Regions from separate parts of the Mus musculus genome. Here all the other regions are linked to region 1. The links are chromatin loops, found by intact Hi-C in ENCODE. Cell type or tissue: left cerebral cortex. All regions are shown on one strand. Each heading gives the region's core, and the rest is flanking DNA. Links, peaks and the distances in the headings are about the cores only. Region 1 holds the start of Mir6391 (microRNA 6391). Region 2 holds the start of Gm31981 (a long non-coding RNA gene). Region 3 has its middle 72 kb from the start of 1700044C05Rik.

Region 1 (10,944 bases), core at 2,513-7,512:
TTATTTTTATGTTTTTTAAAAAATAATTTGTTGTCTAGGGCTATTTAGGCTTATGCTTGTGAAGATGAGATTTAATAGAGGTCCATAGAAGATAACCAACAGATGCCTGAGGAGAAAAGAAACTCCTCTGCTTACTTGTTGGAGGCCGAGGCCGGGGGACTGAAGCAATCAATCACTGGTCTGTGGCCCCTCCAGATAAGAGCAGAGAACCTCAGTCTGCCTTAACCTCCCACCCTCTACTCGGCCCAAGTCTTAAAACAGATGCGTTTTCACCTGTTTCGTTGGGCCACACAGTTTATAAAACACAACTATGAAAGCAACCCAAACCCCAAGTTATGGGAAGGCTAAAAGTCCCCTTTCACGAACTTTATTGGGTGTTTGACCTTTCCTCTCCTCAGTTGGTAAACATCTAGGGGCCAGAATCATAGATTATGAATCACAGCTTCTGAGGAACCAGTGTTGGCTTTTCCATCCGGGCCCTCCCACTCTGTGGACTCGGTCTAGAGTGATCTATCTGTGATCTCTTGTCAGCTGCTCTCAGGAAAGCAGAGCTTGATTCCATACATGCGCTAACTATAAAACAAAAGGCTGCGGTCATATCCTAATGACCATCAATCTCCATTGTTCTCCCTGGGCGTAGTTTGGGGAGATGAGACTGCACCTACAAAGCTTTCGCCTGCTCTATCAAACCAATATGCGTTTACTCATCAAGTACAAAGTGCCCGATCTTGAGTCAGGGAAATGTGGTGATGAAATAACAGGTACGTTTGAAGACAGCAGGAAGCACAAAGCTAACACAAGACATGGATTTTTAACTATAAAAAAAAAGCAAGCAAACAGAATTCTAGTCCTTACTGACTTCCACACAATACCCCATACTATGCTTTATTCCAGCCAGACTACCCCTAGCTTCAATATTTATTCATGATGAACTTGGTACAGAACTCCAACCCATTTTCTCTGGAAATGTTGCACAAAAGCGGAACTTACATTATGAACATTCCTCAATATAATTTTTGCTCGAAGCACTTCTGGCTCTAGAACTAGCATTGGGGAGAAATCTTTCAAAATACAACACTGTAGGACCTTGCACCTTCAATCCCAGAAGGCAATGGCCAAGGAATGCACACATGCCGAGCTCTAAATGAGCTGGAAACTCAAACAGCACAGATCCCAAATCACTGGATGGCTCACAGTAGATGACACACTTAACATCGTAGGCATAGAACTATCCGCCTTCACAGAAGACATTCACAAGGCTAGCATTAACTCACATACTAAATACTATAAAGAATAACTATCATTCTAACAAGAACTATGATAAACTGGATAGAAGACCAAAAAAATATATATATACTTTATGTGAGATAAAATGTCACAGGCTCAATGATGCCAATATTGAGATTTTTCCCCCGAGTTTTGTTCATTGCAAAATGAGTAACATTTATGATAGAGTGGACAAGGATGAAATATAAATATGCATGTAATATTTAATATATGCCTTAGTGGAAAATAATTTGAAATAATTAAGCAAAATGTCATCCTTTTAACTTTCTGTAATACAACATGATCATCATTTTGAACAAGTTAGCAGCTCCCCAAATCTTATGTTCTAAATGTTCTATTTGACAACTGTGAACACAAAGCTAGCTCGTTCTCTCTCTCTCTCTGTCTCTGTCTCTGTCTCTCTCTCTGTGTGTGTGTGTGTGTGTGTGTGTGTGTGTGTGTGTGTGTGTGTGTGATACTCACCTGCTAGTATTTCCATGCCCAATTTATCATGGAGAAAATCCACAAATAAAGAGCAATAGGAACATTTTAGCAGGTTTAAAACCGTACACTAAAACAGTGTAATGTGTACCAGCTGTAGAAAAGTACTATAATCATGTCAGTTAGAGAGATCACTGATTAAATAACAACCGCAATCAGATGTATGTAACTATGTAACTATTTAAACTTATAACAAAGGCTTTTATTATGCTATTAGCAGTAAATGGGCAACGCCCATAAAATATCACTTAATATCACCCCCCCATAAGAGTTTAAGTACATATAACCATTGTTATGTGGAAAAAAAACATTATTTTTAATACGTGACAACTTGACAGGAATTAATTGCCACACCTACTTCAAACCATTAGCTATTTCAATTCAAACCAGAAAACATAATATTTACGTGGCTATTGAGGATCACGATGATTAACGCGATCTTTTATGTAACCCTTCTGTACTCGCTCACGTTTGTTATTATTAACAAGGAAAAAAGGAGACAGGGAATGTGTGTTTTTGTTTTGCAACAAAGCTTTTCTGCCGATGACTAAGTTCTTCCTTTGAACAGAAAAGGTCTCTTTACTTAACTCATGTACATGTAAATATATTCTTTACAATGTGCATAAAGCAAGGAAAGGGGTTGTTTGGTTTCTTTTTTCTTTTTTCTTTTTTTTTTTTTAACCCATGGGCCTTATGCCAGAATTAAAGCCAACGTGGGCAGGATGAGTCCACGGCAGCTGTCAAGACGCCGTTATTCTTATTTTCAACTTCTTACAGCTCATCCGCTCTCAAGGAAGGGAAACTGTCATCTCTTGTAGCTGTATCCACGGCAGATCTCACTTGAAAGGAAACACAGGGGATGATCTGGCACAAACGGGCATCTCACCCGTTTCCAGCACCACCGCTGAATATTTATGTCGGTGCCAAATGATGACTCCGGTGAGATATTTTAACACGAAGCCGTGCCTTGTAAATCGCCTGAATGATGCTGTGTCAAAACACCTACCATAAATCAGAGGTTTTAAGACCAGTATTTCTTGTTTAAACATGCTACCTGCTCAGCAGAAGCACTTGTGTGAACAGGCATAGATTAATGTGTGCTAAGCAGAGCCATTTTACCTCCACATGTATAGAGCTATAATTTAACAGGCCTATTATTGTCAAGGTAATTTTGACAGTGCTGTATTATACTTGTTAAAATATGCATTTAGCACTAACTCCAGTGGTCACTGGGACTGAATAAACACACGGGTATCCTGCAATTAGATTTCTTCTCTATTGAGGACTTTCTTCTCTTGCTTTTCTGGCAAAGACAAGGTGTGTTGACAATCGGTTTCATCAATGCTGCAGCAAGACAGCCTTTCTGATGGTACACTCCCATGTGGCTTCAACTCTCTTCTCACTTCCTCAGGAGTTCTTTAGCAACTTACCCCAGATTCTGAACGCTCTCTTTCTGGGCTGGAGAGCCAGGAAAATATTAAGACCACTGACAGCCCTCCTCCCTGACAGCCCTCCTCCCAGCCCCTCCCGGATGCAGAGCCTAATTCAGAATAGTTTATGTTTGTGATGTCATCGACAAGCCCAATTTCCCACTCAGTCGAGCTGAGAATCTTAATCACTATGCAATCTCTAGAGTTTTTTTATTAGGATGGGTAAGAGAAAGTCTCTCTTAAAGTCTAGGACTATTGGTGACATTCTCAATTTAATATAATTCACATTAAACATATATAATATAAATATATGTTTAAATAACACAAGTCAGTGTACTTCTTTCCCCTCTTTTCCAGCATTTTATTTCTCACATACTCAACCAAAAATGGTGACTCGGAATTGATACTTTTGTTTAACATCATGTGATGCTGCACACACCAGTGCTCACGCACATGGCAGAAAAATCGGCCATGTGAATAAACACACTGACCACCACCCCAAGATTAACGCTGTGTCTCCCAGAGAAAACAGACAAGCCCGTCAGCCGGCGCCAGCAACTCTCTTTCTCCCACGCAGACTGACAAATGAGTAGATTTCTGTGAACCTGAAGTTGATGCTGTCAGCCATGCGCCTGACCAAAACTGGGCAGCAGAAGACGGGACCACTACCAGCCACTCTCCCGTTTCCAAAAGCAAAAGGGGATGTTGCGTGCCTGGATGGAAAAAAAGGACTGTGGCTTCGGACATCGTGGAAACCAACCTCAAATTCAGTGATCGTCTCCTCTCCCACCTCTCTCCCCCTCCACTCCCCTCCCCACCCCCGAACCCTCATATTTTGAGAGGAAAACAGCACTAAGTCAGAACTGACCCTATAGGAATCAAATACATCCAGCCGAGAGGACCCTTTCCGCCTACTCCTGCGTCTAGTGTTGAGTGGGGAATCGGAGTGTCCTCTGAAATGGTAGGTGTTCCCAAGAAGCAGGTAAGGATTTCTTTAATGCACCTTAGGGAAACTGGGCTCGTAGGTGACTTCACAAATAAAAAAACTCTTCTGAATTAGGCTGTGCACCCCGGAGGGGCTGGGAGGAGGGCTGCCGGTGGTTTGACTAATGTTTCTGTCACAATAAATGGCCAAAAAAGAAAATGCTTTTTAACATTTTCTGTGGAGTCTGACAAGGTACAAAGGCAGAAACTAGGAAGGGGGAATTTCCCAAGAAGGCTGTAACAGCAATCCCAGGTCTCGCTGGGTGAGCGCTCTGGGCTCTGCGCCTGCAATTCTGCAGCTCACGCTGCCCCCTGGTGCTCAGTGTCAGAAGTTCCCGGCTCCAGGCTCCAGGTTCCCGGGTCCAGGCTCCCTGGCAAAGCAAACCTGCTGGGTGTTGCTACTTGCGTTAACACCCTTGACCAGAGTTTGTTTATAAACATCTTCTTGAACTGCAGTGCTACACATGGAAGGTAAATGTTGGTGTGGAAGATCAGGGCTGCAGCTGAGATATGAGGCCCTGTAATGGATGTAAGAGCCACCTCTAAGTCACCTCAAAGGAGAGGGGTGGGGAGCGCTGAGAAGAAGGAAGAGGAAAGAAATCAAGAGGAAAAGGGGAGACCTGGCTTTTGGCAATCTCGGGCCAAAAGAAGAAACCTGTATCTTCAGGTCTGACCCCACTCACTCTCTCCGTTAAGTACCACTCAGTGAACTTGGGGTGAAGGCTCGGTAGCCAGTGTTTTGAGCAGCGTCCAAGGAAAACCTGGGTCTCTGGACAAGGGCAAAGGTCACCCACTGATCAGCACCAGAGCGGAGGGTCTGGAGGACATGGGCCACGAGATAGCAGTACTGAGTAGGGAGCATGGCAAGTCCCATGACTGTAAGACCAAGACACGTCTAAATTACGGCACATGGTCTCTGAGAATCAGAGGTGGTGAGGGGCTCTGCAGGGGCAAAGCTATGAGGCCTCACCTCACGTTTCTGTAACATTGTCCTCCCGTGCCTCACTTGCTGGACACTGGATGCTGGCAAGCATCTTCCTAGTTCCCTCACATTATCTAGACTCTGGGAGGATGCCCAGATGCAGAGATGACGAGGCACTGCAGCTGACCTCAGGGGCTCCTGGGAGCTGTCTGTGAAGCAACACCTTCTAAAGACACGTTGCTTGTGTCTTTACATTGCTCAGCCAACACGCTGCGTAGCCGAGACGGCATGACACAACAGGATGCTTCTGTACCCATTCTTGTTACATAAACCGCTGCAGTACATAAATAATTAATGGTATAGATAGACTATAGATAGCATAATCCATAGGCTGTGTCTCTTCACCATTTTAAAATGTGCAGAATTTTGCTCATATGAAAACGTAAGTCTTAAAAAGTTTTAAAATGTATTTTATTTTAAATACTCCACTAAAAGAGGTAAACAATTCGTGTTTACATTTCTGTCATGTAAGGACTATGTTTGGGGTTCATTAGGGCTCTGTTTTCATTGAAGGAAAAAAATCCTGCTCATAGACTCAGGACAGAGAAGCCAAATGAATCCTTCTGACTTGACATAAAATTAGTTACCCAGGATTTAGACTGGGCCCTAAACCCCTCAATAAATAAGAAAATTGGTACAAGGAAAAGCTTACGATTCTCGAACATGAAGCACCTGGTTAGTAGGACCGGGAGCAGAGTCACAACAGAAGAGCACTGCCTGCTGAGCGTTCCGGGTGGAAGTATAACTCTCAGGTCTAAGCCGAGCAGCGACATCGATCACAGCAGCAAATCCTCCAGCTAACTTCTGACCACAGCCCCAGCCCGACCGCGTGTGACAACTGTGGTTCACAACAATCACGTAAAACAGGAAAGGTCGGAATTCCACCCTACGGGCAAGAACACTGCACTTCCGGTGAACTTCCAGTCACTGTTCTCAGTCGCTGGGAACCGACAGTGGGGCTGAAGCCACTTGGAGCACTGAAAATCTCTCACCTGCTTAAGTCTTAGTTTTAAATATGATAGATACAGACAGTGTCCCCATTTCACGTATGTGAATGCCAAGGTGCGGGGACATTGAGTACCCGGCCTATGAGCACTGCCACAGCCTTAACCAGTGATTCTCACAGGGAGCCAAGACAGCCACAGGCACCAGGGTCTGTACTTCCCACCAACACATCCTACTTCAAAAATTGCTCACCTGACACTATGCAAATGCTCTGCTCTTGATCCAGCAGCTCCTTAATGGCGGCTGTGTTACCACAGTCCTCCGTGACAGGTCCCATTGATTTCCACCTGCATAAACAAAGCTGCCCGAGCCCCACCTCTGACCCCCAGGTGACCACGGTCTGTGAGGATGACTAACGCTTTCTAGGAACTTGGACCAAGGAGCTTCCTGCAGAAGCAAATGGGTCAGAGGACCATCATGGGGGCCGCTATCCGTTCATGCAAAGGCATGATGTCACGCAACAAACGCGTACTTATAAGCCACAGAGTTTAAGGTTATGGAGAAGGAAAGTGGGGGTTGCTGTTCATTTTTAAGACAGTGTTAAAACGAATGTTGTGGTGCATGCCAGCGTCTCAGTACTTGTGAGGAAAAGACAAGAGAGTTGTCATCAGTTCAGGGTCAGCCTGGGCTACATAGTGACTTCCAGGCTGCCCAGGGCTTCATCAGTTCAGGGTCAGCCTGGGCTACATAGTGACTTCCAGTCTGCCCAGGGCTTCATCAGTTCAGGGTCAGCCTGGGCTACATAGTGACTTCCAGTCTGCCCAGGGCTACAGTAGCAAGATACTACCTAAAAATACCAAATAACGAATATATTTATGTTATATCAAAATAAACAAGATAAAATAAAATTTACTAAGGGGTGATCACACTTTGGGGGTTTTAGACTTATCTTCATTATCAGTCAGGTCGAAGTCCGCACAGTTCACGAAAGGAATGGTCGCCCCCAAGACAAGAAGCAAGCACACAGCCCCTCATTTCCGGCTCAGAGGGCGGTCCTTCTAGTGAGACTCTTTAAAAGGGGGTACAGGCCAATGTTGTGTACATGCAGTAGGTGTCTTAGAAACTGTGCGACTACACTCTGTCCGCAAGTTATGTGGGGGGCTCTGGGAGCCGAGTGACAACTGGATTCACAACTCACTGTGCAAACTGAGTGCCCGTGTGCTGTGCCCCCCCCCACACACACACACCGAGATAAGTCCATGCAGCTGATATGTAGATTTGCTATTGGAGGAGAGAAGTATTGGGGAAGCTTACTGTAGAGAATGGGCAGACACGCAGAGGGACTTCCTCCTTTCTCAAAGACCAGAATGCCATCAGACCCTCGTTGCGTGAGTACACGCCTTAACAAGACACATTTACTGGGGAGCTCGGCGGCTGACTTACCGATTGGATTTCTGTCGAAGAACAACACGGGAGCCTTCAGTATGGACTCAAACATCCTGTTGTGCAAAGTCTGGGAAGCGTTCACAAGGATATAGAACACCAGTAGGGATCTCGCTATGCCAAAAAGGACGGTGACCGCAGTTAGACCTGAAATAAAGGAAAGCCAGGATCCTGAGGAAATGACACACTTCCTTCTACAACCCGACAGTTTATAAAAATATCTCTGATCTTCCCCATAAACATCTAGGTTCTACATAAAGACGATGCACATTTATGAGACACACTGACAAAAACTAAGTGGTTTTTTTTCTTACTGAATAGAAAATACCTATGTGCAGATAAAGTATAAACTACAGGCTTTAAAAACAAATTGCATGTCCTACTAAGCACTCAGAGGAAAGATTTCTGCCTGCATATCCCAGCTGGTATTTACAAGTCCCCCAATCTAGCACTGTGGTGGGTTCTGATACCATCATGTGGTGCTCCCCGGGAAGAGGGTCAGACCGGTAAACCCTCCTTGTAGTAAACCCCCTGAGTGGCTTTAAAGAATTTGAAAATATCACATTGGCTTACACACAGGAAAACTTTGAAACGGTTGAATTGTGAGAACATACAAATCATGTTTTAACATAAGATAACTAAATAGTAAACTAGTCACTCAATGCATGTCTCATGGAAACATATCACAGTTTAAATGAGCAGTGTTCAAACTCTGTGTTGCATTAAGGCATTCTTGAACCATTCTGCACGGATAGGAAGTGGAGAGGCATGGTGTGCTGTGTCATGCTACACACAGGAGGCAAGCATTCTATCCTGAGCTACCCCCTAACTCTGCTTCCCTAGTTTCCATTAGCTTGTAGCTCACACTGCTACAAAGACCGGGAAGAGCTGATGTGGTAAACATGTTGCCTTCTAATGAAGCAGCATTAACCCCTGGAGCTACTTAATTCTAAAACTCCATACAGCTGCGTTTTCCTTGGCCGCCCAGGCTACTTGAATAGATAATGGATCTATTTCCCTTTAGGGTTCGCACAGTCTGCCGGTAGGGACGGTAACCAGTCAGTGGATTTAGGTTTCTTAGGGAGACGTCAACAAAGTAAGTTCTAAACCTGGGTGAATGGCTTCTAACAGCGGTAATTCGTGCAAGCCAAGGAAAGCCTGTCTCCCGTGGGAACACTTGAAATTTTAGATGAGGATTTTCTTTTGAAAACTAACTCTATACTTTTTCCAAGCACTCTTGTGAAAACAGAGTGGGGTGTTAATATTAGTCGGGCAAACCAAATGTTAAATGAATCACACAGTCGGAGACGTGATAACATTGTTGGTCTCAAGGTAGGAAAGAGAAGGAGTTTTAATTCCTGCACACTGGGCCTCTCCCTGCTTAGCTTCCCTCTTCGGTAATTAGTGAAGCCCGAGAGATGAGCAGTGTGCTGTAGGGAGCTTTGCATACCTGTGAGGGGATAATGATTTTATTTGGGGGGCCTTGCTGCCAGAGGATTCCATCCAAGTTCAATAAAGGCCTGGGCTTATTCAGTCAGAATTGGAACAATCCAAGCCACAGGGTGGGGATCCGTTTCTAATCCCCCTGCCCATTCATATAATGATATAAGATTTAGCTAAAGCGACCTATTAGAATAGACAATAGTCACATATTTCCAGTGGTTGGTTTTCTGAACGCTCAATCCTAGTTTAACTTTCAAAATCCAGTACAGAGCAAATTAAGAGTCTTCATTCAACCTCTTTCTCCGGGTAGATTTAAAAAAAAAAATTATTCTAATTAATTCACAGAGTAAATGCGACGGAGTCTCCTAATCTGCTAAGACATTACTGAATTACTCCTAGGAGCTCTGGTTACTCACACAGGCCCATCGTAAGCACCTCAGGCCCTCAGATAACAGATCAAATGGCTAAACGTTACCTGCGTAAATTCCTAAGTACCAGCTGAGGTCTAGGGTCTCCGTTATATTTCCATTCGCATTTCTGGTGTTGTTCAGTGCACCTTGCTTGTTCGCCCTATGGGTGGAACATGGGAGGGAAAAAAATTACTAAGGTATGGATTTAGGTAAAAACAAAAGGAACCTAAGCTTAGGAGAAAGGCCTTGTGCCAGAAAGCAATTCTCAGCTCACACAACGCTTTCTGCGGCTGCCCTTCAAACTTTGACCCCTGACGTTCAGTTCTCAAGGTGCAGGTGGTGACCAGATATGGATAAAGAGTGGTGTGGGTCACACCCCACCAGCAAGCCGTCACTTTTCCTCTTCAAGGGACGAAGGTTAGAATAGAAGGCCTAACAGATCCCACCTCTTCCTAAAACCTATGGGAAAATGAAGCTACTACCTATAGATCGTAGAGCCTTTAATTCTGACCAGAAGAACTTACCAGTGGGAAAGCCACCAGTCCTGAAGAACATAGAAAACCTGCGGAGGGAAGCGAGACACAGCGTTGGCAAGACTTGCGTGACTTCCAAACTCGAAACTCAAAATGGCTGAAGACGTGGGACGGAGAGGAGGGTCCCAGAGCGTTCATTAGGATGGTCAGCTGGCTCAGGCTGTGCCAAGGCCAACTTCCCAGACAAGGTGTTACCTCTAAGCTCTTACAAGGTAACCCCACTTTTTTTCTTCTATACAATTCTCGACTGCGGTTAGCAACACTCTGGCTGCTCCCTGCCACACAGCACACCCCACTGTAAACCCATGTGTGAATATCCTGAGAGGGCACAGGTGTCATGATGTACCTGGCCCACCATGTTAAGCAGCACAAGGAAAATGATGAAGAACCAGGATGCGCCCGCCGAGAAGTAATTCTTGTAGGCCTTGAAGCCGATTCTCCCTTCCGAACGGCTCTCCTCGGGTTGCACTGCCTGCGTGTTCTCTGCCTGCGGAAGGTAAGAGGGGCTGTAAGCGAAAGGGAAGCACAAAAGCCTCCGAATGGTGACTGCAGGCAATGCAGCAGGAAAGCAGGCCAGCGTGGGAGAACAGATCGGCGGTAGGGCGCACACTTAACCCACAAAAGGCTGTAAGCTCAAAGGCAACACCGAAGACACCAAGAATGACCGAATGGCTCAAACTGCTAGCCAAGCGGAGCAGCCGAGTGGAAACATCTACAAGAGAGGGAGGATAACACATCCATTTATGCCGGGATCATCCAAGGTGTGGAGACTGGGGATGTGGGCAGCGAAGACAGCTGCAAGTGTAGTCAGACACAGCATGTATGGGTTCTGCTCTCACAAACTGAAAAGGATTCGGAGGGGGAAATAGTTGTCTGTACCGAACATGCATGGACACTTTTCTTGGCCTCTATTCCCCAGTAATTCCATGTATCAAGTGTCGATACAGTATTTATGTTGTATTGCAAATTATAAGTAATCTAGGGAGGCCGTGAAATATACAGAAGTA
Region 2 (10,944 bases), core at 2,487-7,486, 380 kb before region 1:
AGGGAAATGTCTTGTGATATTATGAAATTGTGTATTGACACAAAAGATCCCAGAGAAGTGTAAGGAGCAAACCTGTGACGCTCCACATTCCTGCTGGAAAGCTAGAGAAGAACAGAGCGGTTATATAATTACATCATTCCTAACACCAAGTAGACAGTCATGCCACAGAAGCTAGTGTGTGTACCTGACTCTAAATTATATGTGCCCCTCAGACAGGTTTATGTGAGACGGAATGAGGGGCTGAAATGGACAGCATTTCATGAATAGGCAGGAGTTGAGCCAGTGCCTCTGTGGCACACTTCTGCCTCCCAGACAGCATCACCAGCCACACCATCATGCTGGACCACCATAGGCTGAATACCTCAGACAGTACAAGTTTCATCTCTCTGAAAGCCTGAAGTCCTATATCCAGGTGGAGACCCCATAGCTCCTGGTGAGGGCTATTTCTGGTGTGAAGATGTCTATATTCTGGTGTGTCCTCACTTAGGGTGTGAAGAAAAGTCATCTTTTTTTTTTCCAGCTTCTTCTTCTAAAGTCACTAATCCCATTTGGGCAGTTAGGACCCTCATGGCCTAATTCCATGCCCATCATATACAGAGTCACTGAGGATTTAGGCTTCAGCATAGCAGTTTTGGGATGCAAATAAATGTTCAGTGTGTGGCAATATTTTCAGCTCCAACACATTCAATGGCAGTCTGAAACTGAAAATGGAATCGCTAGGTGGAAATCAGAGAGTAAATATGTAAAACTATGTATGTATGATATGTGTGTGAGATGTATGTAAGATATGTGTGTGACATATGTGTATCACGTGTATAGCATATGTGTGTGAGATATGCGTGTACATGAGATAAGTGTTTGGCATGTGTATGACATATGCATATGACATGTGTGTGAGATATGTGACATATGTGTATGACATGTGTGAGATGTGTGTGGCAATGTGTATGTGACATATGTGCGTGAGATATGTGTGAGATTTGTGTGCATGAGATTTGTGTTTGACATGCGTGTGACATATGCATATGACATGTGGGTGTGAGATATGTGACATATGTCTGTATATGTGTATGTGACATGTGTGTGAGATATGTGTGTGATGTATGCATATGAGATATGTATACGACATGTGTGGCATGTGTATGTGACATATGTGTGTGACATGTGGGTGTGTTTATCCGTACATTCCTTTAAACCCTTATTTAAACTTTTCTTTTCTGGAGAATCATCTCATCTCCCAGGAGTTCTCCATTCGTACCCTCCCTGACAATGCTTCTTAGGTTTTTATGTTAACAAAGGTTACATTAGATTGAACTTAGCCTCTAACCAACGTGCTACAGAGCTTTGCTTTATGCAAAGTCAGAGATACGAACTCGAGGCAGTGGAAAGCCTTGCAGTGTCTGGTCCCCAGCCCTTCAGCCTGCTCAGCCATCACTTCGTGCCAGCCAGTCAACCCCCTCCACGGTGGCTGGCCCATGGCACTCAACCCCCTCCACGGTGGCTGACCCATGGCACTCAACCCCCTCCACGGTGGCTGGCCCATGGCACTCAACCCCCTCCACGGTGGCTGGCCCATGGCACTCAACCCCCTCCACGGTGGCTGGCCCATGGCACTCAAGCCCCTCCACGGTGGCTGGCCCATGGCCAACTCAGACGCTTGGGTTCAGATGTCCATCTGGGATTACAGGATGAAACACAAGATGCCGAGTTAATTATAACTCTCAAAGAATTTTAAAATTACAAAACTTTAGTAGAAATATGTAAAAATTTATGAACTTTTACTAAAAGACACTTACTATTAATGTATCCCTATTTTATTCATATCAGGGCACCTCAGTAGTTTAAATCTCACTCACTCAAAGCAAACACCCCGAAGACCCATTATTCTATTGGTCTTCAGAGCACACCATTGTTTGGGTCTTCTCATTCACACGGATGGGTATGCATACACATCTCTGTCCCTGTATTTATTTGATGCAAGTCTGCTTTCCCCATAAATCCAAGCATCATGGTCCCTCTGTTTGCTACTATGCTTTCGAGCCTCTGACACTTACTAGATATTCAGTATGTGCTTGACCATTGACTGGATGTATGAGTATGTGACTGAAACAGGGGAAGTCTTATGTAGATAAATTCCAGGGTTTATTCTAATTAACATATTTGATTGGATATTTAATGAACCCATAGAGATACAGGAAAAGATGCATTGAGCAGGTGGTGTTTCCACAGAACCTTCTGGGAGTCTCATTGTATCTCTAGATGGTGCAGCACACAGTTCTGTTTACAAAGGTGTTCAGAGAATTCTTTATTAACGGTAGCCTGGTCTGACACAGTGCATCTGACCCTTGGAGTGATGTTTCTACTCAACAGTAGAATTCTGACTAGATCTCTTCAGAGAAAATACATTCAGAACATACACGGAGAAACCACCGGAGGCTTTTCAGACCGCTAATGGCTCTAGCAGGAGAATGTCTTCTCACTGAGACTGTAGCATGAAATTCTGGCTGTCCTGCCTGAGGGATTTCTACTAGTGCTGCAGCCCATTACCAAGTGTTGCATCTCAACCTTTGCTTCAAGAACTGTATCAGAGCAGTTAAGTCGGGGCCGGGCCAGATGTAAATGGCGGCCAGTCAACCCATTAGAGGAGAGATTATTATTAGTTTATTTTGCTGGAAAACGTTTGGATCACTTCTTTTCAGCTTTGTAGCTATATGACTAAAGTTATACATAGGGCATTTTTCAGTAGTTATATTTATATATGGCTTTTCTCTTTAAGCACTTATTTATTTACTTATTTTTGAGTGTGCATATGCCCCATATGTATGCAGTACCATCAGAGACCAGAAGAGGGAGCTGGATCCCCTGGAATTGGAGCTACACATGATTGTTAGTGGCAACATAGGTGTTGGGAACTGACCATGGTCCTCTGCTAGCTCAGCAAGTGTCTTTAGCTCCTGAGCCATCTCTCCTGCCTTATACATAGTTTGTGTCGTTGTATTGGCTTGTTTTTTGTTTGTTTGTTTTTAAAATGAAACCGAAACCAAAAGCCAGGTAAATAATAATCCTTCACCTTAGTTTATTTTAATTGCCTCAAGATTGGAACACATTATTTGGTAGCATTTAATTAAGGCTACAGATCATCCCCAACCAATTACACACACACACACACACACACACACACACACACACACACACACACACACACACAGAGCCTCTAAAATCGGCATGTCCACTGTTTCTAGCTGTCAGTCTTTCTTGAATGTAGTGCTTTAAAGGAATAAGAATAAGTATAAATAGCTGAGTGTAGTGGTTCTTGCCTTTACTCCCAGAATCCAGAGGCAGAGGCAGATGGATGTCTGTGAGTTTGAGGTCAGCCTTGTCTAGAGGGCTAGAAGGGTCCCATCTCAAAAAAATAAATAAATAAATAAATAAAGGAAAAGAGAAAAAAAGGAAATTAATATGTAGCAGTTGTTTGTTGGTTATTTCCCATCCATCTCCTATAGTTTTTCACACACACACACACACACACACACACACACACACACACACATATTGTGTACACATGTGTGCACGAAAAAGAATTTTTGCACAGCATTCAGCATTAACTACGCTAACCGGGCTGATGAGGTTAGATTAGGTTCAGGCCACAGTCTGTGCTTAGATGCGGCATCTCAACCTATACTCTGGAGTTCTGTCTTTTTCCAGATAATCACCCAATGCAAATCTCAGTAAGTACGAAGGCAAAGGCAAAGGCAAAGACAGGGTGGCTTTCAGTCACTGCAGCATTGGTTCAAACTTCCAAAGCAGTTTGGAAACTTTGTATCCACTTGTTTAGTAAAAGCTTGGGAAATTTTGTAACTAAAAATATAAGCTCCACCTCAAAAAAACAAAACAAAACAAAACAAAACAAAACAAACAAAACAAACAAACAAAAAAACCCCTCTTGAGTATATAATAGTTTTCTAGCCAATCAGGCTGACTTTTTTATTAAAGAGTAACCTCACAGCAAATTACTGTATCTTCTACAGTGTTCTACAGTGTACTGGAAGGTGGTACAGCGCTCTTTCAGTCCTAGACACCAGCTTAGAGTCCCGGGAAGGAATGTCATGTAGCCCCAAGTCTCTGGGTTCACATCTTTGTCGTAACAGCAGCCACCTTTCATCCAGGATCCCGCAAATTTGAATCCAAGCTGTAGAAGTGGAAGGCGTTTAGCAATGGAGGCAACTTGAAAGGCCTATACTTTGAGGTTTGCTTTGTAGCTTGCGACATGCGTTTACTGTGTTAGTAAGCATGCCAAAGGATAAAATTAGGTGAATTCCTTGCTATAGCATGTCCAGGGAAGTCCAGAACCATTGATTTAAGTGGTTTTGGGAAAAAAAATCAGAACTTGAGTTGTCTACCCAGGTCTAATGTAAGAAATGCATCATAAATATGAGGGACCAGGAGAGGAAAAGGTAGGAGAGGGGGGAGGTGGGGAGGTAGAGGGAGGAGGGGAGAGGGAAGTCAGGGGGAGGAGAGGGGGACGGAGGGAGAGCTTGGAGAAAAGGAATTTTAATTTTATGGAGAGGAAGCATTGTTTTTCTTTGCAGATTAGCAAATAAATTTAATGTGACTGCGCTACTATTTCTGCTAAATTCAATGGATGCTTGCAACATGAATATGTGCTGACATCTCTTTTTTAAATTTAATTTATTTTATTAGCAATGCATTCATGTAGTTCAAAACAAACACTGGCTGGCATATAACAAAAGGTCTCTTTTTTTGTTTCTTTCCACTCCATTCCCAATCCTTCTTCCATGCCTCTTCTATTTTCTTTCAAAGTTTTCAAGATTTTCTTTATATTTGAAACATAACACGTCAGCACTTTTGGAAGTATGCATGAGTGCAAAGAATCTAAACCAAATTGTAACTAACACAAAGCGTTGGTCAGATCTTTGAGTTTCCTAGTTGTTGGACCATCTCACTAGCTCTAGTCTTTTGATTTCAAAATTAGGATTCTATGCTAAAATATTTAAAATTATAGGCATGTCTGTGTAAAGTTAATTATTTTTCCATAGGAAATGAATAAATTTGGGTCCTTGAAAAGTTTCGAAGACGATTTTCTCACTAGGTGGCGCTTGTGTGCCTAGAGGTCTCAGCCTGAGTAGCCTGGCCATCTGCAGATCACCAAGCCTTAAGTGGTTACCATGGAGACCCCCAGTATCATAGAGAAATGGACTTCAGGATTTTCTTCTCGATAAAGAATGATTCTTCTAACTATGTGTCTGCTCTGTGTCGTAATGCAGCCTTGTAAGTAAAGAGAAAATGTTCTTTTTCTCTTATTTATCTGCAAGATGAATTATGTAAAATTCAGGTCCAGGCGAGGAGAAAACTGTCAACTGTGTCTCTGAACTGTAGGACAAAGTCTGAGAACACTGGATTTTTATACAAGGAAGGTGCCTGTCACTTGTGAATAATTTGGAAGATGTCTTCACCTTTCCTTTGAAGATCCCGAAGTCCACTCCCTAATAAAATGCTTTAAACATCTTCTGGTGGTATTACCTTTCTGGGTGTAGAAATGGACTCTGTGTTATAAAGAGTCCAAAGTGATTCATCCATTCGGACTCTTCCCGCCCCATGTAGTGAGTGCCAGATAACCCAGGTATTTCCCTCTGGATACTCTGGATACCCAGTCAACAAGTCGAGAATTCCAAGGCAATAAGAAGGAAGAGAGTGCAACCAAGATAGAGGAGATAGATACTGCTAATTTTTATTAGCTATGTCTTATATCAAAACATGTCTTGATTCACCTGATGTTACCCCTATGTGTACTTGGTTAGATGGCTAGACAAAAATCGGTGTTCAAGCTTGATGGGGAAGTAAACTTCAGTCTCTTGTGGTCCTCACAAAAACCACTCCAGTCAAGCCAGGTGCCTTTGCACATGGCAGACCTTTGTTTCTTGTCATCTGTGTGAAAGGGTACCTCATATTTCCCACGTTCCTCATTCAGATGATGTCTTTCAACCAAACACAATTCGTGATTTTTAAATCTGCGAATCACTTTAAGTTGGGGAACAAAATTCACGTGGGTATGGCTTCATCTACTTGAAATTATTTCGATCTCTGAAAATCAAAATCTGTTGGTCTCTTGTACAAACTGTGGTCTCAGGTCTCATTTACTGAAATGTTCCCTTACTAGTTAAGACTCTCTGGGAAAGATGGGATAAGCAAGTTGGACGGCATCCATTCATTCTTTGGGTAAAGCAGGTCTGGTCGCAACACCAGTCCCATGGAGAAGCATCCAGTAGGCACCCAGGATCATGGGGAATATACAGCAAAGGGTTTGTATGTCCGGCTTCCACAGAGCACGAGAAAGTACACAGCCCAGTTTCCTGTTCTCAGAAGTTCTTAGAATGAAAGTGGGAGAAGAAAGGAGGCTTGAACACAACATCTTCCATCACCTAATGTTTTCTGTTTCCTTTTTCTTGATTCTTCCCCAGAAAGTGGGGGGAGGCAAAAACGATGTATTCCAGACTCCAACGGCTCCCATCATCATGGTGCATACCGTGGAGAGCTCGTTCTCAAGGCTCCTTGGGCGTGAGGATGCATGCCAGCTCCTGCAGTGTCCTGCATGGTGCAGGGACATTAGTGAAATATGAGAAGGCCCTGAGAAGAAAGGAACACCTACTAGCCAAGATGAGGTAGTACATACACTGCTTGTTTCTAAGCTACTGAGGTCTCAGCACATGGTTCTTGTGTTCTAATGAGAATCTGAAGAGCCATCCTACCTGCTGTTTCCCCATGCATGGTATACTGAGCCCTGCTCCTGCGGGCATACTGTGCCCAGCTCCTGTGCGGGTCAGCTTAGCACACAGGCAGCAAAATGCCATGCCTGTGAAGACTCACAGGATCACAGAGGGATAACCCATTCAGGGATCAGGGATTACTGAGGGATAGCCCACTCTCCCTGCTTTAGCCTTCTGCCATGCTCCAACTGTTAGTGACGTCATTGCCCAGTCCCACAGTGCTCTGCGGTGCCCAGAGGAAGAAAGTGGAACAGCCCTCCCTACGAAGGACCAACCGTTTCCAGCATTTCTTTAATCGCATGTCTTTGAAACTGGCCAGATTTAAGTGACCATCTACTCACACTTCATAAATTCCCTTGCACATGGCAAGTCACTTCAGTCGCCCATGTAGGCACTGAAAATAAAAGGGATCGCTGTGGAGAAGCTGTGGCAGTCATCACACTCCTTTTATCGAAATCATATGCTAATTATCATTTGTTTGTTTGTTTTGTTTTGTTTTTGTTTGTTTTTTTCGAGACAGGGTTTCTCTGTGTAGCCCTGGCTGACCTGGAACTCACTTTGTAGACCAGGCTGGCCTCGAACTCAGAAACCCACCTGCCTCCTAATTATCATTTATTAGGAATGACAGGGCGGTGTGGTGTGTCTATAACTAGCGGGTGTGTGTGCAGAGGGATCTAGAAAAGTCTCTCGCTTTAAGATGATACAGTCTGCAAAGAGAGAAAACACAAAGACCTCACAAACAAACCAATGAATCATGCCAGGCCGTGATAAAGACTCTCCGAGGACACAGTTACCCAGCGATGACGTCACAGAAAAGGCAAGAGGGCCTGACAGGGATCTCAGAGGACAAACAGAGTCTCACCAGACCCGACGGAACCGTTCCAGGTGGATGAAGGGTGTGATCGGAGCGGCCTTAGTGGAGTCTGTGGAAACTGGGAAATAGTGGGCCTTAAGCTGGGAATGTGGATTCAGGCCAGAATGTGGAAGGAAACTAAGGCGCTTGGACTTCATCCTAGTGGTAATGAAGAGATAATGAAGATTTTTAATTAAGGGTTTGGCATGATTAAGTGGTGTTTTAGGGAGATTACCGTGGCAGCAGTGAATTGGAGGGGGAGAAACAAGTAAGCGATTAGTTAGGATGCTATTATAATTACCCAGGCTTGAAGCAGCAGGGGTCCAGGGGCAGTGGGAATAGAAAGGAAGGGTGGAGAGAGAGAGATAGCAGGACGGGATGCCAGGACAGTCTTGGTGACTCATGGATGTGCCTGACAGAAGGAAGAGGGAGATCAGCCATGGGGGCGAAAGGTGAATGGGAGCGGTGTAGCTGGACTTGAGTGACTACGGGCATGAGCATGCGCAGTGGGCAGCTACATGAAGATCTAGGACTAAGGCCTTAGGGGGCAGCCAGGATAACCACGTAGGTTGCCACTGGAGCGACCTCTCCATAAGTCAACCTGATTTCTCTCCTCAGGAAGAACTGCAATCCAGTGACTAAGCAGCTATGACAGAATGTGTGTATTTTGGGACGTGTTTCTACATATCAACAGCAAGGCAAGAGGAATCCAGGTCATTTGTTGAATATTTTAAACTTCCAGAAAATGACTTTTTGATAAATCACCCAAATACTTCAAATTGACATTTTTAAAGGCAAATTTCCCAGAAAGTATTCCCAAATGTTTAAATTTCTTCCTTTTGGGGACCTTGGCCTCGCGGCACATAATATTGTTCAATTACAGAGTCGTTTCCATGTCCAAAGTGGCAGAAGCTGTGACCAACTCGGTCACTGCTGCAGGACTCTAGGTACAAGAGCCCTCATAGCCTCCTCCTCCTCCTCGGTCCCTACCTAATTCTCTTATGCAAATTAGCCGGAAGAGAGTCTTCCAGTTATTTTTTTCTTTTAATCAGGGAAGTGCATTCTTCTAGCAAAAGGAACCCACTAGAAGATGCATGACCATCCTTTAGTGCGTTCCCAGTACTGATGGCATGTGGCCACTTGGAATCCCACCAACCCAGATGCCAACTGGCACCTTGCTTTAAAAGGTACCACACTGATCATCAGACTGTGGCTGTGGTACCTGATGAAATAGCTGTGGACTCACCCAGCTGCTGAAGGCTGTCCCGTGTGACTCACAGGTCACTATTTGAGCTTTGCTAAGAATCCAAGCGCCCACACAAGCCAGGTGAGTGAGCTTCTGACCAAAAGTCAGAGTGGGGAAAGAACTCTTCTTAAACGTTGAAAATAAATACTGGAAAAGGTTTAGCTCCACATCAAGAGAGAAAGTGTCCCCATATACCTCTGCACAGTGCTTGGTCTTCTTATGAGGCTCCCAGGAGGTGTTTGGAACTTCTAGATATTTCATTTCTAAAATTAATTTATTATTATGTACCTGTGTGTGTGTGTGTGTGTGTGTGTGTGTGTGTGCCTGCATGCGTTTATGTGTGTCATAGATGTATAGGAATCAGCCAAGGCCAGAAGAAATGGTCATATGCCCCGAAACTGGAGTTAAACACTGTTAGAAGCTGCCCTGTGGAGACCAGGAGCTGAACTCCGGTCCTCTGCCAGAGTTGCTGACTCTCTTTACCTCTGAACCATCTCTTCAGCCCCCATCTAGAGATTTTGAATACGGGGTTCCACTGTGAATTTAGGAAGTCCATGGCATTTTTTTAGTGTGGAGGTCTGGAGAGCGGGATCCATAGCTGGAGGAGTATTGATCACCTTTCCTGACTGCCATGTGCCTGCGGGCACTTTAAGGTTTACTTCCTGTCCAGTCTGCCCTGCCCTCATCCAGAGGCACAGTCCCTAGACTGACTCAGGAGACACAGTCAGCAGCCTGAACCATCTCTAGTTAGGGGTGGGCAGGGGCTGGGCGGAGTTTGCTGAGATTTCCCACCCCAACCACTCCTCACATGTGTCAGGGGAGCAAAGATTCTCACTCCCCAGTTCCGTGTCTTAAGTTGACACCGGTCACCAAGAATCCTACTATGAATCGTGCTTTGTACAAAACGGACAGTTTTTTTATTATATCACCAGGAAGTTCCAACAACCCAGGCAGGATCAGCTTGGCGGAGAGCACCTCCTCTTTCACCCTCTGTAGGGTTATGGGGAAAGCTCTGGTGTTCAACGTGGACCACGACAATCTGGTGAACGCCACAAATCCTGCCGAGCCTGGGATTGCATGCCTTTTGATTAATACAGGTATATACTGAGCATTGTCCTGTCGATCTGCCACTCAGTTAAAAGATTCCCTCAGACCTCTGCAGCATGACCTCAGAACTCGTTTTAAAGCCCTTAATAGCAAATAAATGCTCAGGAAAAAAAAAAGAGGGAAATCCACAGAAATATGTATTTTTATTTTTACTGAGTTGGTTAAAAAATAATTGTTGATGTACCTAAAATTTTAGATATTCCACATTAAGTTCAATTTTAGTACTAAGGTCCTTCCACCTGTATTTGCCGTAGCTTGCTACATTCCTAAGGACTATATAAGGAAACATTGCATGGGCCAGCAAGAGATGGCTCAGAGAGGAAAGGCGTGCCCCCCAAACCAGTGCTCTGAGGTCCGTTCCAGGGAAGCACCTCGTGGAAAGAGAAGGCCCACCACACAAGCTGTCCTTCTACCTCCTCATCTGTACCATGGCTCGTGTCCTCTCTCACTGCCACAAAACAAATAAATGTGACAGTCATAGAAGAAAGGGGACACCGTGCAAAGAAATCTAATTCTGGCCCATTGGAAGCAACCTGACTTGATAGTTTGATCTTAGTTTTCCTTCAGGAAAAAAAAAAATACAAAGGTCAAAAACTAATCTTTTCCCAGTTGTTCTCAGTTGAGAGTGAATTCCGAATTTCCCTTTTATTAATATCTTGCCCTTTATTGTGTGTCAGAGTGGAAGCGGTGGAGGCCGGACTGTGACCATGATGTATGACTTTCCTGCTCTCCCTTCTCCTGTTGAGTGATTATCATTTCACAAAAGTTCCCTCTGAAAGGGAGGAATGTGCTTTTAAACCACACGGTTCCCAATGAACCACCTCTGCCAAGGTGATTAGTAATCCCCCCCCCCCCCAGCAACAAGCTTGGGAGTCCACAGTACCCAGGCTCTCCAAACCGTTCGAGTTTTGTCACACACGAAACAGAAAACGCACGGTCTGAGATCCACGAAA
Region 3 (10,944 bases), core at 2,527-7,526, 150 kb before region 1:
CACATATACACACACATAAACACACGCACATATATACACACACACACACACACACGGGGGAGAGGGAGAGAGAGAGAGAGAGAGAGAGAGAGAGAGAGAGAGAGAGAGAGAGTCAGAGACAGACAGAGACAGAGAGGCATACACACAGTAATTTCAAAACAAGAGAACAAAAACAAAATGTCCTGGCCTCCTGTGTTGGTTAGGTTGTTTGTTGGTTGGTTGGCTTTTGTTTCGTTTTGTTTTTTGTCACTTTTACACAAACCAGAGTCGTCTAAGAGGAGGTAACCCTGACTGAGAAATACTGCCAACAGAGTGGTCTGTAGGCAAGTCTATGGACATTTTCTTGATGATTGATGTGGAAGGGTCCAGGCCATTGTGGGTGGCACCATCCCTGTGCAGGTGGTCCTGTGGTGGATAAGAAAGAAGACTGAATTAGCCAGGAGGAGCAAGCCATTAAGCAATCTTTTTCCATGGAATCTGCTTCAATATTTGCCTCTATGTTCCTGGCCCAAGTTCCTGCCCGGATTTCTGTTCATAATGAACTGCAATGGTAAGTGGAAAGAATTCCTTTCTTCCCCAAGTTTATTTTGGTTTTGGTGCTTATCATAGCAATAGAAACTTAACACCCTCAAACATGGGGGAAGTTTATGAAAGTACTCGATACTACCATGCGAAACCCAATGAAACCCAAAGAAACCCATTTCTTTAAGAAATGTCTCTCCATCCTCAGCACCAAGGATGGGAGAAGTTACTCAACCTGTCAGTGTTTCTGAGCAAGCCCTGTTTTCAGAATCTATGATAGGAATATTTGCTGACTTTGTCAAGACTGGCTTGCGAGGGAAGTTTGGGCCACATGCAGGAAGTGAGCGCTGTTTGTTCCTGGTAAGGACGTTTGGAATCGTTAGGTTCTCCCAAAGCTTGGCTTGTGAAGGATACAAAATGTCAAGTGTTAAGGATACAAGATGTCAAGTGTTAATGATACAAGATGTCAATTGTTAATGATACAAGATGTCAATCAGGAGCACTCACTGATTTTCCATGAATACTTCCACTTTTGTGACCTGCAGCCATCTCTTGAATCTCATCTATTTAGGGAGACTCGGAGGACAATGAATGGAAGGGTATTAATATTTCCTTTCTCACCTCCTGAGGGTTCACATTTTTCAGGAGAAGGTGACATCAATGTGAGGCTTACCCGTCTTAAGCCTTCAGAAGCAGGTCTTCTTGTTTAAAGATTAGATCACCCCGTCGTCTTCCATTGTTTTCCCTTAGGTTTGCTTCTTTTCTCCTGTTTTAGGGAAGGCCAGCTCACCATTTTTAAAGGGTGATGGACCATGTCAGGATTTGAAAAGTGAAAGGAAAGAGATCAGTTTGGATTTTCTCTCTCTCTTTGTGTGCTCCGAAGCTCAATAAACTTCAAGTGGCGACTGCAGGTAGAGGGTAGCAGAAAGCTTTTGTGTCCTTAGAAAACCTGGGTTTCAGCTGAATTACAGAAGAAGGCAGGAACTCGGGGTAAAGTTCGAATAGCCCTGTTACTTCTTTCCATGTCAATGGGCATTTATCAGCCACATTCCCTAGCTGTAAGACTCGGTGTGTTTGAGTATCGATTAAAAATTTAGAGAACACAATGTAAGCTTATCAGAAACACGAGGTGAGCTTGCTGTAGTGCACACAGCTCTTGGTGCCCTCTGTGCTCAAGCCCATGGATGTTTCTGAGTAGTGAATAAATTGTCAAGATGGTTCAAGAACTCCATGTGAAAGAATCAGTCCAAACTCTGTTAATCTTCCTGCTATACCTGCTGTGTGTGTGTGTGTGTGTGTGTGTGTGTGTGTGTGTGTGTGTGTGTGTGAACGCACACAAACTTGTGCATTTGAAAGACTGAGCAAAAATGTGGAGCTTATTCCAGTATTGTTGTGAAGATCCTTCAGAACTTCTTTGCCCTTATTTGGTGGGTGGGGCCTTCTATTAAGGGAAAGCAATTTACAAAGTAAGTCCCTCACAGGGCAGATGAGAAACAGGCTGGTAAAGAAGATGTGTCTTTATCTTTGTAAGCTTATCTAGAATATGGGGATTTCTCTAGTCTATGTTGATAATATGCAGCTAAGCAATATTTGTCAGTTCCATGTTTGTAACTATATTTGCCTCCTCTCCCCGTTTTATTACCCAGTTAGTATGTGCTACAAGTAGAATGGCAACTCAGGGGTTAAGATATTAATTTATTAACATTGTACTGCTTCAATCAGTTGGCCCTGTGGAGGAGCTGGAGGGAGGTTGTAAGGAATGCTGTCAATCATGGACTGAATAGGCTTGAGCTACGCGCCCATCTGTGGAGCTCATCCACCTTGGAAAACACTTTCCATTCCGAAGTTCTTAGCCTATGGCTCCGTTTCCCCTCTCAGAGAGTTGTGTGTATCAGAAATAACTGAGAAAAATGCCATGTGGGTTAGGATCTCAAGACAATATGTCTATCAAAGTCCAGGACAACTGGACAATGGATGGCACCTTCTCTTTGCTGTGACTGTCCAACATGGTCAGATAATAATCTGTCATCAGCGGCTGCCAGCTCCCCTCTCCCTTCCCCTTTATTTCTTTCGGTTCAGCTTCACATATATAACAAGGGAGGATGAATGAACTGTACGTAATCACCAAATTCTCCAAACACATGCAGGCTTCGCCCAGTGTGTAGGCTGTGCATTGCAGGTTGTTGGTGTAGCTAGCAGACAGCCATCATCTATTGTAAACTTATTCCCACAGGATTGCACAAATTCAAATTCAAATGCTGTGCCCTAATATGTTGTCTGAGGTGAAACATTCTTGGTTTCTCCATTGCAAAAGAGAACAATGCCTTTGATTGTAGGGTATCTTTGAGAACTACCTGAACCACCATAAAGCAGTAGACATGGAAAAGACATCAAATTTGTGGACCACCAGGTTTCTATAACCCCAAAATGTTGTAATTAAATATTTTCATCTGGCTAAACAAATTAATTTGATTAAATATACAAAACCGTTTTCTCCTAATATCAAAAAAACAAAACAACAACAATCTGCATTAAGAAATTATCATGGCTTGCTATACAATTGCAGCCATTAGGTCGCATTTCCTTAACAATGCCTGTGGTTTTCTCTCTACTGCTTCTTCAATGACAATGTACCTTCCCATCTAAGTTCCCAGTGTGCTGCCTTCTGTAACATATCTTCAGATTAGAAGCAAGTTTGTTGCTTCATTAATACAGAAGTTACATATTGATCTAATTAAAATGTTTTTTTAAGTCAGGACCACAATAATAATGGTATCAATTATTGCAATTTGTGCAGCTGGAATAGATACATAAATAGGTAAGCGTTATTTTTTTCAATATTACTGGTGGAAAATGAATTTCAGACGTTAGGACCTGGGAGAGTCAGACGCTCCAGCTGCCGGGTGAAGGCCCCTCCCTCGGTTCTGGCCAGCAGCCCTGACATCCCTGCACAAAGTAATCACAGATCACAGCATTTAATCACGGAAGACAAGCACTCCAGAGGACAGCGGTGTCAATATCCCACTCTCTCATTATCTGTTTGGATTGCACATCCACACTGTCAGATAAACAGAGTGGAAAATTAAGATTAAAAATATGGTAATTTCATTTCAGGCAGCAGGCACCACTCACTGCCCCTATTATGCTATTGATTACCTCTGAATTCAATTTTTCTTTCAATGCAAACTTTAATCTGTTTGCTACCCAGCAATTCAACTCCCCAAGGGCTATTTGAGAGTAAGTAACCATTTAATCTGATGCTAACTGAAAAATCACCGTCCTTAATGAATTGTGTAAATCATTCAGCTCGCAAGCACCTTTGACTTCTATTTCATTTTTTATTTTCCACTCAATATAGGAAAGGATCGGCGTGTGAATAATTACAAAGTAGCAAGTATTTTTACATAGCGCAAATATGATAAAAACCCTATTATAGTGGGGCATGTGTAATGAACAGTACTTTTTAATTTCAAAATAGCTATTCATTAAAAAAAGAATGGAAGATTAAAAAGAGAGGCTCAAAGCTCCAGGTAAAAGTTGATAGACATTGTAATTACATGGTTAATTTCAAAGATTTATATGCTGTTATGATTTAAAAGGAATTTTTATGACCTGACATTTATATTCGAGAAGATTTTTTATTTAAAACTAATCTTCGAGCTCCTGCTCTTAATTATTTCTTGGCAAACGATAAATGGGAATACAAAAAAAATGCCCTATATCAAATTTTAAACTGAATAAATGCATGCGAATTTTCCAACAGCAGTAAAATGGTTTTACTTATTTGAATTGCTTCACATTGAGATTCCAGGATGGGGGAATTTGTGGGAGATAGCGCTGCAAATTATTGGCCCATTTAAGGGAGCAGCAATCTTAACCGCCACACAGCGTTTATGACACTTGAAAATACCAGATCGCAGAGAGGGTTTTGCTCGGGCGATTTGATTGTCTTTGAAGTCGGCCTTCGGAGTTTTCAACAGGTCTCTTGCCTGCTGGTCCCAGATCCGAGGGCTCCGGGGAGCAGGGGGTGGGACGCTTGCTCGGCTTGTCTCTCACCCCGCAGCTGCAGCGCCAGGGCGCCGCGGGTGGCAGCAGCTGCGAGGTGTCTGCAGGGATGCGCGGCCGAGTCTGGGGCGCCCCGGCGGCCAGACGCAATCATCCGCAGCTCCCTGCACACTGTTAGCAACCGGCTTCCCGAGGTCGAGCCCGTGAATCCTCCCGACAGGGCAAGACTCCGGCCCTGCAGCGGCCGCAGAGAGAGGCACTGGAGTTCAGCACCGTCCACAGCCCTGCCAGTACTGGCGTCCTTCCCGCTTGGCCTCGGCGGGGGGTGGGGGGTCGCCGCTGCTTGTCCCTCTAGCTTTCTTCTCTATTTTCCCGCTGCCATGCCGCACCGCGTATGGGAGACTGCAGGCCAGAGAGGCCCAGGTCCTCCTGCATCCCCATCCTTCTGCACCATCGGGCCACCCCACACCCCACTCTCCGCCACCGCGGTCTTTAGCTCAGCACCAGGGAGCCCTTCACCAGGGGACAGGCAGGAGCATAAGTGCGGATAGGAATGGAGGGGATCTTGACGGGAACAGATTGCAGCTAGGAGCCCGCGACCAGTAGAATCCAATGCTTCCTTAAAGAGCCTTGTCGTCCCTCAGGGTACTGGGGACACTGGGCGGGCGGAAACTCCTGGCGCTAGGCTTTGCAGTTCCGAGAATGAGGATGGGGCAGGGAGGTTCCTGGTGCGCGCAGCTCGCAGTGATTTTTTTAGCCCTTTAGGAGGGGGCTGAGTGAATTTCCACGGTGGGTACCCTTAGACCACCCCTTTTCTGCACCAACTCCGCACCAACTCGCCGCTCCAGCCTCTCTCTGGAGGGCTGGCTGCTCTGCAAACCCGCTGGAGTCCTGCTTTAAGCCTGTGCGTGCTGGCTCTGGCTGTCTGCTGACAGGCAGCCTTCAACTCAGGACACTGTTCCGCCCGCATTCAGGGGCCCTAGATCTTCACCGGACCCCACCTAGAAATTTCCATCTCTGCATTCCACGTTTCGGACGGGGGCGGAGGAGGGTAAAGGGGGGCGTTAAAGAGAACCACGTGAGCCCAAAGCAGGGGGGGTGGTCCTTTCCAGCTCTCTTAAAGATGGCCTTTTGCTCAAACTCTTGGTAACTTACGACTCTACACAAAGCCAGGTCCCTGGAAGAGTTTAGGGAGGAAGGTACCAGAGTCAGTTGTGCTGCCAGACATGGAGGCTATAATTTTATCCCGGTCCAGTTTGTTCTGAATTTGAGCTGGTGGTTTTTTCACGCAGCGAGGACAACCTTGCCATTAGTCGTTATTACTTTACAACCTTAAGGACAATCCATCTTAACCTCCCGGATGGCTGTGGTCCCCAAATCAAAACCTTACTTTTGCTCTGTGGATTCATTCCATTTGCTCAAAAATAGAAGAGCTCTAGGTTTGGTTTAGTTGTTGTTATTGTAGTTTCTTAAATCAGCACTGGCAACGACTTATTTTATTCTTTTAATATCATTTACTAGGTGTTGAATACTAGACCCTGTGCTAGGCAAGCAGAGCCTGTTAAGGTTCAGGTTGTTTAAAAAATCTTGATGGAAGCAATGAGAGCTTCACACATTTCAGTGCACGCTGACCTCCTAATGGGTATAGGAACTTGTTTAAACTTCCCTGTGAATCACAGCTTAAAGACCAGATCCTAAGCTTTATGGACTACTGGGTATTGCCCAAAGTATAACCCTCAACCCAGTACCTGGGACTCTAACCTTTAACCATATGTGAAATGGTAACCTTTAATTGGCTAGGTCAGAACGCTAGGAAATCTGGTGTGCTTTTATGTAAAACATACTTTGACCATACATTCATGCCCATGTGCCATGCGTGTCTACTTTTTTTTTTTTACAAGTTCTTTTGTTTGCTTTACTCCCCAGTTTTTCAAAGGGTACCATCTCAGTGTGGTCCACTAGGCAGCACATTTTCCAATTCTTAAAATATCGAATTATATACAGTCCTCTAATGGGAAACAAGAGGAAGACAGCACAGCTTGTTCTGAGCTTTGCTTTAAAATTCCCCGAGCCAATTTATTTTTTTTAGCTCTTGACTTTAAAAGTCACTCTCTCACCAAGAAGAACTCAGTATCCAGAAGCTGAGCCCCTTTTAATGTTCTCAGTTTGAAAATGCATGCAAAATCATACATTTGTAAGTGCAGACCTGAGAAAAGTAATGCAAATGGGGTATTTAGTAAGGGCAGAACTCCTCTAAGACAGTGTCAGAGCCTGGTGGGCTGTGGGGAAGGACCAGAGTGCCATATCTGCCCATCCCTCTTCCCCCTAAGGTCCCTAATCATGGTGCAGCCTTGTGATCCTGAAGACCAACGCTTAGCATCAAAGAAGGTGAGCATGCCTCTTGCAGTCACCACTTGCATGTGTGCTTTTAAGGTCTGTTTTAGGTTGTGAACCATTTTTTCTTTCAGGTTCGGTGTTGTGGGGAAGGAATTGTTAGGAGTTTGTTAAAAATACTAAAACAAGCAATCAAAAAGTTGCTACTCTTGGCTTTTCCCCCCTGTTGCTTTATTTATTTGTGGATATTTTCCTCTCTGTCTCTCAAACAAAGTTGTGAGACAGCCACACGTGAGGCCATAGAACACACAAATATCAAGTTTCCCTGATATTAAAATCTAACAGCACAAATAGGAAGTGGGAGAGAGAGAGAGAGAGAGCGAGAGAGCTATCACTGCCACTGAAACTGTTAGGGTTAACCTGACCAGTCTGTTTTCATTGGATTCTACCAGTGAAGCATTCCTCAATCAAAAGCAAGCCTAGGTGCTCACTGAGTTGACCAGAAAAGAAGGCATAGTGTCCATGTGAGCAGCTCTCTCTGCAGAGGGAATCTCACCCAGCAGACCTCAGAACCAATAGCTTGCCGAGAAAGCAACTGCTCTGCACTGGAACTCACGCTGAAAATAAGATGAGGGATGCTGTTGTTCGTCTAAATCAGAGCAGACTATTCACCTTCTGCAGGGTTATTGGAGACAGGCATGCAGGCCAACGTAAGAACAGAATCCTCACAGAGAAAGGGGTAAGCTCACCCGAATGAAGAGCCGAGGAAGAGACATGCCACCCCGGTGTGTTGGGGCTCCCTTATTCCTTCATTTCTTCAGCAAATGTTCAATAAACACCTACCAGCTCCAGGCACTAACCAAGCCCTGTGGGATCCCAAACCTTCCGAAGTGGTGCTTACACCGTGTTTGTCAAATAAGCACCTGCCATTGGTCACTGTTGCTAGAGCAGCATACACAGCATAACTCGAGTGTCACCAGGTGCTAGGGTCAGGTGTTCTTTTAGGGCTGACTCATCCCGTTGGCCAATGGAGGATCAAAAACATTTAGACTGGAGTTTTGCCCATTCAAATTTAGTCCCCCAAAGCTGTTTAGAGTTGACGACTTTTCACTAGAAGAGAGGAAACTGCCCCTGGTGCTCGAAATAGCAACGGGTATTAGAAATAGTCCTTTTAGTGCGTGAAATGACACTTTATGGCAGGTGTTAGGGTATCCCTACAAATGAGAAACCTGAGGTTCAGCACTGCTAAACTTCTTACTTGACGCACATTGCTACTGAGTTGAAGCCAATTTTGAATCTAAGTCGACTTTCCCAAGTCTTTCTAGCATGAGACTCCATGAAGCTCATCTCTGAAGCTGTCTGTGTTAAAAATATGGGTAAGCAATGCCTGTTAATGGGTCATTTTTTTTAATGCCAGTTCTTACATCAAGGCACAGCTGTAGCTTCATTATTGCTGGTGAAATGGTTAACCATTCTCCTTTTGTTTTCTCGCTTGAATTAACTTTACAGAAATTGTCTGAAAATAAGAATTTCTTTATTTATAGATGTCATTAATGATGTGGTTTCTGTCCCATGTCTCTAGTCTCTAGGAAGAATTTCAATTCTCAAGTTGAATTCTCGGATCCTGGCTTGTGTGTGTTATTCTACCATGTCAAATATTGGGTTTCTTCTAGTTAAGCATTTCTCCAAAAAGAACTCGATTAATATGAGAACAACATCTGAACCATTTCCACAAATAACACCTTTCACATAACTCCACAAAAATGTTATAAGCTAATCTGTTCATAACAAGGTCCCAAAAAATCTTCAGCCTGGATGTCAACCTTAGAACACAAAAGGCCTTAGCCATTTAATTACTAACCTCCAGGAAACCATGAACGGAACTTTGGAAGTGGCGGCCAATGGCTGCTGCAGGAACTTCCCAGCTAGGCACTGATTGATGGGACAAGCCATTACATCACAACCGTGTTTAACCATTGAGCTGCTGAGAGCGTATTCCCACAATCCTTTTCCCTTGCTTGGGGACCCTGGGATCACCAATGAAAGGAATCAACTGTAGACATTTTCAGTTGGTTTGTCCAAGAGAATCTAGTATCAGCTCTGTGCCCTGCGAAGGCGGTTGGCTTAGGCCACTTCCATTAAGCTTGACAGCCACAGTTTGGCATTCCTTCTTACCAGCCTGCGGAAGCTAAGATTTTTGTTTTGCCAGCAGTAGGTTTGCACAGAAACCCTCGGTTTATAAAGTGGGTTCTACAACCTATATCTTTCATGCAGGTTACCTTGATATGCCTACCAGGTTGGAAAGACTTCACCTCCTAGAAACTTGAATTTCGAGGAAACTTCAGTTTTGATAGATAGCCCTGCATTTCAGAGAGTTCCTTAAAAACTCCACCATAAGGCTCCAGCCAGACTCACCTTCCTCTGACATGAACCAGCTCCATTTGCAAGGACACCTGTGGAAGGTATCACACCACACTGAGCCGTCGAGGTTCGTATTCACGGCTTCCTATACCCCCCCCCCCCTCTTTATGAACTAGGAGAGAAGCATTTGGCTCTCATTCTCCACGACTGCACTCTTGTGGCTGTCTTTTATCCATGGCTAGATGGAAGAAGGCACAGCCTCTGGGATATTTCAAATTCATGCACAAAAGCCCCTAGCTGTCTAGCGCCTTAAGCTCAGGAACAGAATATCTGGAGCCTGCGTTGTGCTGGGCACACAACTCTGATGTTGGGCCTTGGGTTTTCATTACTTTTTTTGTCAGTGACCGAGAGAGATTCTTTCTCCTTTTCTTATGGATTCATCTGGTCTGTCTCCATCGATGTAAGGGATATTGGACGGATGTTCCACCTTCGTTCCTTCTGAACACTACTGAGTCAGGGCGCATGTGTGGTATCTTCGCCTCCATCCCAGGTGCTAACCTATACTTCTTCCCTTCTTTCCTACTGAATATGCTGAGCTATATCTCTAAACCTGCCAGTCTCCCTTCTCACAGCCTGGTTCTCCACTGTTGGCTGCCACAGCACGCATGTTTATTTAGTTTTCAGTTCACAGGGAATCTTCTCTCTGTGTCCTTCCCTGAGCAGGAAGATCTCTGGCTTTCCCCTCTTCTATCACAGCTCCTCAAACACTTTGAGTGTCTGTCTCGGGTGGCGACCAGAAGCCATGCTTCCACGTGGAAGCGTGTCCCACAGAGGAAACGTGCCCTCCCATGTTTGCTTCAAATCCTGGCACACGAGGATGGACCGTCTAGTGCATACTTGCCTGTGTCTTCTGGCTGCTTGCAGCCCGTCTAAGCACAGCAGCTCACGTGCTGTTCCAAGCTCCTCGGCCTCCTCCTTCAGAAATCCTGGCCTGTTCCTTTAGGATGTGCAATGTAACCCTAATAGCTGGGTGCAGGCAATAGGAGCTATGTATTTCTAGACCACCAATATTAAGACAGCTCTACCATCTGCCCTTATAAAGCAGCAGGTCTCCATTTAAACCCCTCTTCTTTTCCAATAGACAGTAGCAAAGAAACCGTTGATAACTGTGGCGCCAGTGTAGCACAGTGGGCAGGCTGGCTGTCCCAGAAACACTACATCCTGTCACAGGGTCAAGCCCAAGGCAAGGTAGCATAGATGGGGATTGTCGATTCTTACTCCCCAAACCTCAGGATGGCACAACACGTCTTCTCTTTCCAAGTCTGCAAGTTTGCAAACGTATCCCAGCATGGTTTGAAAGCAACTATTTTTTATTTTAGAAACTTGTGCTTTTCACGCTACTGTGAGTTTGCTGGGGCTTCGTGTGGTCTCTGCGTTATCCCAGGTGATGAGGAGGCTGAAGTCTAAATGATTTTATTTCCTTTCTGGATGAAGTTTTCTGGGGACCAAATGAGCCATGTCCCAGCCATGACTCACCCAGAATCATGTGTGACTAACACATGGAGTTTTCTCTGTTTAAAGGCTTAAGTCAGACTTGCCTTTCCCTGAAAGGAGGTTCCTACAAGGGCTCTGCCTCTCTTCCTCTCAATTACGCTTGGGAACGACCTATGCCACAGCTCTGAGGAATCCTTATTGATAGTCCCGTTTTAGAAGTGAATAAAG

What was found. Peaks named below come from ENCODE experiments on the same cell type or tissue, not always from the same donor. Only the 100,000 strongest peaks of a DNase experiment are listed, where the experiment ranks them.
Region 2: it touches region 1 in a loop (6-fold over the local background); 38 of 42 quality-filtered maps call a loop at or near these places.
Region 3: it touches region 1 in a loop (2.9-fold over the local background); 2 of 42 quality-filtered maps call a loop at or near these places.

The regions. Positions count from the first base shown.
Region 1 is chr14:118,587,211-118,598,154 of GRCm38, forward strand. It overlaps Abcc4 (ATP-binding cassette, sub-family C (CFTR/MRP), member 4), which reads right to left. Exons shown (of 31, transcript NM_001033336.3): 16 at 10,284-10,424; 17 at 9,929-9,966; 18 at 9,470-9,564; 19 at 7,552-7,698. It overlaps Mir6391 (microRNA 6391), which reads right to left and starts at 5,262; the gene lies at 5,159-5,262. In left cerebral cortex, for the core only: a CTCF peak has its summit at 4,493 (motif pointing left); DNase peaks (open chromatin) are centred at 2,644 and 4,492.
Region 2 is chr14:118,204,697-118,215,640 of GRCm38, forward strand. It overlaps Gm31981 (a long non-coding RNA gene), which reads right to left and starts at 7,009. Exons shown (of 2, transcript XR_383764.2): 1 at 6,768-7,009; 2 at 5,725-6,606. It overlaps 4933431J24Rik (a long non-coding RNA gene), which reads left to right and starts at 6,269. Exons shown (of 5, transcript XR_383762.3): 1 at 6,269-7,803; 2 at 8,257-8,351; 3 at 8,691-8,965; 4 at 9,817-9,981; 5 at 10,246-10,944. In left cerebral cortex, for the core only: CTCF peaks have their summits at 2,823 (motif pointing right) and 5,111 (motif pointing right); a DNase peak (open chromatin) is centred at 5,127.
Region 3 is chr14:118,432,379-118,443,322 of GRCm38, forward strand. No RefSeq gene overlaps it. Among named protein-coding and RNA genes, the nearest start is that of 1700044C05Rik, 72 kb to the left of the region's middle. In left cerebral cortex, for the core only: a CTCF peak has its summit at 4,584; DNase peaks (open chromatin) are centred at 4,565 and 5,128; H3K4me3 peaks cover 1,162 bases; H3K27ac peaks cover 379 bases.